Linked DNA regions of Mus musculus: regions 2 and 3 are each linked to region 1. A link is a contact called in ENCODE POLR2A ChIA-PET data. All regions are on one chromosome and are shown on one strand. The core of a region is the stretch at or near the end of the contact, and the rest is flanking DNA. Distances in the headings are between cores, read along the strand shown.

Region 1 (2,700 bases), core at 169-2,668:
AGCACTTTGTACACATAGATGGAGTAGCTCTCCTTGCGGCTGCGCTTGCGCTTCTTGCCATCTTTCTTTTGCGCCTTGGTGACAGCCTTCTTGGAACCCTTCTTGGGAGCCGGGGCAGATTTGGCCAGTTCAGGCATGATTAAAAGCAAACAGTGGAAAACAGTCTAGTAAGTAGAAAATCAACCAGGGACCCGGAGGACTTGAGCCCTTTATGAACGCCTTATGCAAATTAGGTCTCAAAGTACTTTTAATTTCCATTGGCCCATACGCGAAACTTGCGTTTTCAGTACAAGCCTAAAATTTCAGATTTCATTGGACTTCTCAGGGGCCAAATAACCACCAATGAAAAGCTCCCTCCTCACCCCACCCCTAGGAGCGCCTATAAAGGCCTTAGAGACGAATCAACCTAGCTTTACAGAAGTTGTCACCTCGGTGTGTCCTACATTATACTCTAAGTTATGTCTGGCCGTGGCAAACAGGGAGGCAAGGCCCGCGCCAAGGCCAAGTCGCGGTCTTCCCGGGCCGGGCTACAGTTCCCGGTGGGGCGTGTGCACCGGCTGCTGCGCAAGGGCAACTACGCGGAGCGCGTGGGCGCCGGCGCGCCGGTATACATGGCGGCGGTGCTGGAGTACCTAACGGCCGAGATCCTGGAGCTGGCGGGCAACGCGGCCCGCGACAACAAGAAGACGCGCATCATCCCGCGCCATCTGCAGCTGGCCATCCGCAACGACGAGGAGCTCAACAAGCTGCTGGGCAAAGTGACGATCGCACAGGGCGGCGTCCTGCCCAACATCCAGGCCGTGCTGCTGCCCAAGAAGACCGAGAGCCACAAGGCTAAGAGCAAGTGAAACTCAACACGAATCCAAAAAGGCTCTTTTTAGAGCCACCAAATCTTTTACAAAGGAGCTAGCTAACGCGCCAGTTTGTGACCAGCCCTTTGGATGACACTTTGGTGGCTCTTAAAAGAGCCTTTTTGTGTGGAAAGGGATAATAGTTATTTGTTCTTTCCAGGCTTATGACTTTCCGTTTTCTTCGGAAGTAAGACAGCCTGAATATTGGGGAGGACCCCGCCCTGGGCGATGGTGACTCCCCCTAGTAACTTGTTGAGCTCCTCATCGTTCCTCACAGCTAGTTGCAGATGGCGCGGGATGATGCGCGTCTTCTTGTTGTCGCGGGCCGCGTTGCCCGCCAGCTCCAGGATCTCGGCCGTTAGGTACTCCAGCACCGCCGCCATGTACACCGGCGCGCCGGCGCCCACGCGCTCCGCGTAGTTGCCCTTGCGCAGCAGCCGGTGCACACGCCCCACCGGGAACTGCAGCCCGGCGCGGGACGACCGCGACTTCGCCTTGGCGCGGGCCTTGCCTCCTTGTTTGCCACGGCCAGACATGGCGGAATAAGCAATTTCTGCTGCTTTTTCCAAGGGAAGGATATGGAAAGGTGAATTTATAAGATCTATCGGGAGGGGTGAAGGAAAAGTAGCTTGATTGGCTTAAAATGGAGCTGTCTCCAACAGCCAATGGGAAAGCAGAAGCTAGACTCGGTGGTTTACATCCTGCAGTACAGGAAATGACGAATTTTTTGAAAAAGGAATTTACCAATCGATGAGAGCCACATTTAAAGGCCCTCACTTACATCGTAGGATTTTAAGGGCAGAAGAATTTCGCGGAGCTGTTTATTGTGGTAATTTATAGAGGTTTGTTTTGTTTGCCCAGTTTAGAGCTGAAAAATCTAAACAAACAACCAAGAGCACAAAACTCGAAACACTCCCCTTGAAGTATGGGATTTTGCTCTGTCCCCACCCCCACCCCGGAGCTTTAAATTACTCTCCATGTCTCACACAAGCAGGCTCCGTAAAGGAATTAGGAAAGTTGCTTCGCTTCCTTACCCTTGACAGTGGCTCCCCATCTTTGCCCCTGGGTCGTTTGACCAAGGGCTAGATGACATTGTATCCATCGTCTTTGACCTCTAGGAGGTGTCTGCCACCACCTTTTCCCTCTAGCTTTTAAGATGTCCTCGTTTGATCTGGGGTTTTCTTTACCCTGCTCCGGTTCTCTCCCCACTAAAAAATCCGCGAGTTCAGCTGAACTGTCCTATCCCCAGCTCTTCCCTCTGGCGAGGCTTACAAGCTTCCAGCTAATTCAGATTCGCTTCACAAGCTCAGACTCCGGTATCAGGCGTTTACTAAATGTTTAACTCGTTTGTCTCAACAAGCATCATATTAGCATCTGAAACATGAGCTCTGCATTCCTTTGCCCTATCCCAAGAATTGCACCCAAAAACTTTCAGGTACCAAGATAAGACGGTGGGGGGTGAACGGTGAGGGAGCCTGTTAAGGGAACTGTATCTAATTCTAGAAGTTACAGTTACATTCTAAACTATTCTTAAGTTTGCAGGGTATTTTGTTAGCATTAGACAGCCATTCTGCTATGCAAGTTCTAACAACATTAACTTTTGAGGCATTTGGGGCTGAGAACAAAACCCAGATAACAGGAAAATCTCGTACACATATCCCTGGCACCTTGTGAGGTTCTGCTTAAAGAGTCAGTGAACCCCCTCGCCTTGACCTCTGGTTTTCTTCTCAGTGATCTGAGTTGTGAAGAAGGCTAACGGGACAGAGATCGCTCAACCCAAGTGTGATTCACCCTGTGCTATAGGCCATCTACAAAGTGGATGTAATTTTCTGTTTTGTGGGTAAAGAAA
Region 2 (2,834 bases), core at 57-2,556, 350 kb after region 1:
TTTCTTCTACCCAAGTCTACCACTATAGCCCAAGAGAGCCGTATAATATCAACAAATAAACATGGTAGTATTCCAATATTTTTATTTAGACAAAAAGTGCAGACCCCTAGTCTGAGTAACTTGTTCAAAGTCATACGTCTGCTGATGCTTAGAATCTGAAGCTAGAACTCCTTTCTAACGGATTACGTACTGTCCATAGAATTAATTTTGCACTTATTATATGCGACTGGGCCTAAAATTGTGTCTACATACTGTCAGTTGTACAAGAGACACTGGAATAGTATCAGCAGTGCTTAGCAGAGGACAGTCATTCAATTAGGTTTGCTGACAAGCACAAAGGTGTCTAGCTTCAGTTTGGGACTTTGGATTTGGCTTACTACGAGGCAGGCTTAAATTTTGTGTGAATACCTATTAACTGATAATGACCTGGCCAGATGGCCCGGTGGTTAAGAAAATTAATTGCTCTTGCAGAGAACCCAGGTTCTGTTCCCAGTACCCACATGGCAGCTCAGAGCCTCCTATTAACTCCAGTTCCAGGGCCCCAACACCTCTCCAATCCTTCTTGAGCTCCTGCACGCACGCACGCACACGGTGCACATACATACACGCAGGCACACGTACACACACACAAAATAAAAGCAAATCCCTTAAAGAAGTAACAGATGAGGGTGCATCTGTGTGTGTTGTGGGTAGGTTTTTCTGTATATGGATACTTCTAAACCCATGTAAATAACCATATATGGAGATGTGGGGATAACATACACATAGGGTTGTCCAGACGTATGGAAGAAAAAAAAATTCTACTAGATCTTACAAGGCAACAAATGGCAAAGTTGGCATTAAAACAACAATATTTTGATTTAAAATTCTGCAGGCGTTTCCCATTTGTTTCTTTTTGATTCTACTTTATTTAATGAAATGGCTTAGGTAGCTGATGCAATGGGAAACTCACAGTATGTAATTTCTTTTCTTAACTTTTAGGCAGATTAGGGGGTGTGGAGCCATTTTTTTCACCCGGTGAGCAGATCTGTCCTTTTTAAATAGAAAATATTCTCAGGACGCTTCCCATTTCCCATCCAGAAAACGAAATCGCTCAAATCTAGTAAAAGTTTAACAGGATTAGAGCTACGGATCGGGCTGACCTTCTCGCAGACCCGACGACCGCGACTCCTCCATAGGAAGGTGAGGACGCTGTTCCTTTGACTGTCAGGCGGAAAGTCCAGCGCCTGCGCTCAGCACCGAACCTTCGCAAGGTCAGACGGTAAGCGGAGCTGCAGTCGGCTGAGCCCTGCAGCGTAGCTTCCTCCCGTCGCGGGACTCCGTAGCTTCCGCTTCCGGTCCGCAGAGACCCGGAGTCCGAATTCAGAGGCCCCAGGTAGGGAGCTCGAGGGGTGTGGGGGGGTTCACTGAGCTGCAAAGCGAGTATGGCGGGAGGGCAAGATTTCGCGTGGTGCCTAGAGGCGGACGAAGAGTTCTTTCTAACTCTCAGCGGAAACCTATTTTTTGGTTTGCTTTGCTTTGCTTTTTCGAGAGTGTTTTTATGTAGCCCTGGCTGCCCTGAAACTGGCTCTGTAGACGAGGCTGGCCTCGAACTCAAGAGTTCCGCCTGCCTCTGCCTCTCAAGTGCTGGGATAAAAGGCGTGGGCCACCACTGCCCGGCAATTATCTTTTAATTATTTCTTGGTGTGACCGGGGGGTTGGGAGGGGCGAAAGTCAGGACAGCTTGCAGGAGTCTGTCCTCTCTTTCCACCGTAAGGATCCAGGGCTCTAACTCGGGTCATCAGGCTTGGTGGCAAGCGCCTTTACCTGCTAAGCCATATCACTGCGTAGTGAAAGAAATGTTGCTAACAATTTGCTTGTACTTTTTCATTAAAAAAAAAAGTTATTTATATTTTATGTGTGTGAGTGTTTTACTTGCATGTATGTCTGTGCATCACAGAGGTCAGAAGAGGGTGTTGGATTCCCTGGGACTGTATGTGTTGTGAGCCACCCTGTGGGTACTGGGAATCGAACTTGGATCCTCTTAACTACTGAGCCATCTCTCCAGACTTACTTGTACTTACTAAGATATGGAGAATTCCTCCAGCCCAGTTCTGTGGATCTCAAGCTGGTTCTGTTGCTAAATTAAATAAAAACTACCTATGGTAAGTTGTGACTCTGTTGGGCTTTGTTCTCTTACATTGAGTCTCTGGTTTCCATGCTCGATGTCCAGTCTGTAGTCCCGGAAGAATGAAGATTTAAATACGAGGCCATGGCTAAACATCTGAAGTTCATTGCCAGGACAGTGATGGTTCAGGAGGGGAACGTGGAAGGTGCCTACCGGACCCTGAACAGGTAAAATGAGTCGAGTCTTGCCTGGACCAGCCGTGGGAAATGTGAGGTGATCCTGCACCCAGCCTACCACCTCATAAAGCCTACCACTGGTGCCAGCTCTGTGTAGGCTCTGAATACCACCACCTCCACCTCCTCCTTTTTTCCTCCTCCTCCTCCTCTTTCTTCTTCCTCCTCTTCTTCTTTTAAATTTATTTATTGTGCATACAGTGTTCTACCTGCATGTATGCCTGCATATCAGAAGAGGGCACCAGATCTCAGTACAGATGGTTGTGAGTCACCATGTGGTAGCTGGGAATTGAACTCAAGGCCTCTGGAAGAGCAGCCAGTGCTCTTAACTACTGAGTCATCTCTCCAGCCCCTCTGGACACTTCTTATCCCTTCAGTTTATTATCCTAAAAATGAAGTTCTCCAAATTCAGCTCGATGGAGCTTATCCAACAAGCAGCTATCATCCCTTGATGATAAATCTGAGTTCTATCCAAAGACCCCGAAAAACTGCTG
Region 3 (2,700 bases), core at 187-2,686, 360 kb before region 1:
TGTTGTTCTTTCCTTTGTGGAATTAAGTTAGCCTTTCTCACTCCACTTTGGGGAGGGGGTAGGCGGTGTTATCTTCCAGGAAGTAAGGAGGGTGGGGAGGAAGGGAGTGATTTAGGGACACTCAGCTCTAAGAGAGGCTTCCTCGCCCACACAGCGCTCCCTTGGGTGAGGTCACTTCCCTGGCCTCTGATTGGCTTCTAAGGAAGGCTTCCTCGAGCTGATTGGTTGCATGCACTTGCCATGCCACAGCCACGAGTAAGTTGCGTGTCCAGTATAGAAACAGAGTAAGGAGACCTGCAGAGACATCTGCCGTGCTACCACGGGAGGCCCCACTGAGCATTTCATAGTCTAAGGATGGACTGTGTGAGAAGCGTCCAATAAGCTTCCCAATCGCTTTTAGACAGGCCGACCGAATTTCCTACAGCATCGTGGGTTAGAGAACCGAAATCCAAGGTCAGGTATTTCTGACCCCATTGTACAGGGCAAAGAGGGGCTTAGACTCCATGGAGGAGAAGCGCCTTCAAGGCCTCGTTTAAATGTGGTAGCAAGTGTTGGGATAGAAGCCCAGCCAAGAAAGCAGAGCCGGGAACAGGAATAGAAGCGAACATTCCAGAGTTATTGAGCAATTTGTGGTGATTGATGTGTTTCCTTTTCTAGCTCTCCGAGGTGAGGGAAGGGCGGGGCCAGGAGACTTGTCCCTGGGGTTTCCCACAGTTCTACAGCCAGCGACTGTAGCTAGGGAGGAAACAGCCGAAAACAAAGATCCTGAACGGTTTGGTTCTGTTTTGTTTACCTGTTGTCTTTTCCTACGTTGTCCCGTGCACACACAGTGGAGGGGAGACACCATCCTAACCCTCATTACTTAAGTCCAGGTCTATGTTGAGAGACACTGCCACAGGCTAGCCCACCTGATGCTCCTCTTTTTTTTTTTTTTTTTTTTTTAACATTTCATTTATTTGGCCAAGGGTGTACAAAATGGCGTGTGTGGGGAGCCCAGAGGACAGCCTGCTGGAGTCAGTACTCTCCTGCTGCCATATGGGTCTGGGGGCTCACATGCAAGGCTTGGAGGCAAGCACCGAATGAGCCAACTCACATCCCTGGGAACTTGGTGGTGGGACCAAAGATCCCGAACTAAAGGTGGTAAAGGAGGGCAGGACACTAGTCCCCACCCATCTTTCCACAGTTCCGTCCCTTCACGTTGCCTTTCCCCTGGCGCAGGAGAAAGGAGGACAAAGGTTGGAATGACCACTTGGGATCAGTCATGCTACCTCAAAGACAAAGTGTCATAAATATCAAGTCATTCTTGGACTCTGCCCTGCCTGGACTCCTGCCTTCCCTGGCAGGTGACCTTGTTGGACAAAGCCAGTGACACGAGACACAGCAGCTTCCCCAAATTCCTAATTGGTTCCAGGCAATAGCTAAACCATGTCCACTGACCTTTCCCCAACTTCCCACAAGCACTCCCAAACAGGCAGAGGCTGGAGCCTGGGTCCAGCAGACAGGGTCAAAGCCGCTCTTCCTGGAGAGGCAGGCAGCACAGCAGTTGAGGCCTGGCCTACTAATTTACATAGACCTAGTCAGTGTTTGCCACCCAGGTACATAATACCCATTAGGAACAGTTCTTATTGTCTAAATTGCTCCAATGCCTGGACTGCAGACTAGATTTTACAGCAGGAAAACCTAACCCATGTTCCACACCTACCCTCCCAGGCCTCACCTCCTTAGGTAGGACCCGTGAAATGGGGAGTCGGTGAACAGGTGCAAGGACTCATGTGGTTTAAGAGAGGACCAAATAGAGATCTGGATGCAGCAAATTTAGGTTGAGAGTGGAGAACAAAGAAAACTGAAGGCCAGAAGGCAGGTGGATGGAGCGATTAGGCACCGCGGTTTGGTAAGGGAAAGGTAGTTGGTTTCTGCAACTTACTTTTATGGTTGTTTGAACTTTGAAAGTAAAGAAGGGTGTGGGCTGGTAGAGAATAAAGCAGGGTGTGAACTGGGGGTGTAGCTCAGTAGTCAGAGCACTTGCCCAGCATACACAAAGTCCTAGACTTTATCCCTAACACTACAGAACTGAGCATAAAAGCGTATGCCTCTAACCCTTGGTTCTATGGAAAATTTGAGTCCAAGCTGGGGCACAGGAGACACTGTCTCAATGGAAATAAAAGAAAAAGAAGCTGGGCATGAAGTGGGTCTACAGAGTGAGTTCCAGGACAGCCAGGGCTATACAGAGAAACCCTGTCTTGAAAAACCAAAAAAAAAAAAAAAAAAAAAAAAAAAAAAAAAAAAGAAAGAAAGAAAGAAAAAAGAAATGAAGAAGCTAAGTCAAGGGGAACAATTGTCATCTCAGATAGGCAAAATATCACCCCAGGGCTTTGGTGTCTTTACTCCATAGTCTTGTACCCTTGGAATGTTGTGTCATGACCCCCCCATGCCTCAGTCTCATGTCTGGTACACGAATCTGATACATGAGCTGTCTCCTGAGACCCCCTACTCCACAGTAGGGTTGGTGTAGACTCACTTGTAAAGGTACAAATGGAACCGGGACTCCAGACGTTTGCTTGGTCCAACAAGGTCACCTGCCAGTAAAAGCAGGAGTCCAGGCAGGGCAGAGTTCACATCTGACTTGATTTGTATGACATTTTGTCTTTGAGACAGCACAACTGATCCCCAGTGGTCACTCCAACCTTTGTCCTACAAATG

The links. ChIA-PET counts read pairs that join two places held with the same protein, here RNA polymerase II (POLR2A).
Region 2: POLR2A ChIA-PET joins it to region 1 with 17 read pairs in Patski. The contact joins the promoter of C920021L13Rik here to the promoter of H2ac21 in region 1. POLR2A ChIA-PET finds 5 or more read pairs at or near these places in 2 of 5 experiments (Patski and embryonic stem cell).
Region 3: POLR2A ChIA-PET joins it to region 1 with 12 read pairs in Patski. The contact joins the enhancer-like site here to the promoter of H2ac21 in region 1. POLR2A ChIA-PET finds 5 or more read pairs at or near these places in 2 of 5 experiments (Patski and embryonic stem cell).

What each region holds. Positions count from the first base shown.
Region 1 is chr3:96,218,603-96,221,302 of GRCm38, reverse strand. It overlaps H2ac21 (H2A clustered histone 21), which reads right to left and starts at 1,418. Exons shown (of 1, transcript NM_178213.5): 1 at 949-1,418. The coding sequence starts at 1,387. The coding sequence ends at 995. It overlaps H2ac20 (H2A clustered histone 20), which reads left to right and starts at 423. Exons shown (of 1, transcript NM_175662.2): 1 at 423-890. The coding sequence starts at 459. The coding sequence ends at 848. It overlaps H2bc21 (H2B clustered histone 21), which reads right to left and starts at 231. Exons shown (of 1, transcript NM_178214.4): 1 at 1-231. The coding sequence starts at 137.
Region 2 is chr3:95,869,994-95,872,827 of GRCm38, reverse strand. It overlaps C920021L13Rik (RIKEN cDNA C920021L13 gene), which reads right to left and starts at 1,306. Exons shown (of 4, transcript NR_040446.1): 1 at 1,143-1,306. Mrps21 (mitochondrial ribosomal protein S21) reads left to right here and starts at 1,314. Exons shown (of 3, transcript NM_001355759.1): 1 at 1,314-1,375; 2 at 2,213-2,334. The coding sequence starts at 2,252.
Region 3 is chr3:96,574,392-96,577,091 of GRCm38, reverse strand. No RefSeq gene overlaps it. Among named protein-coding and RNA genes, the nearest start is that of Gm15441, 8.9 kb to the right of the region's middle. Within about 2 kb of position 1,436, at least 1 of the 3 ENCODE cell types and tissues checked has a DNase peak (open chromatin) inside an H3K27ac peak, as active enhancers do.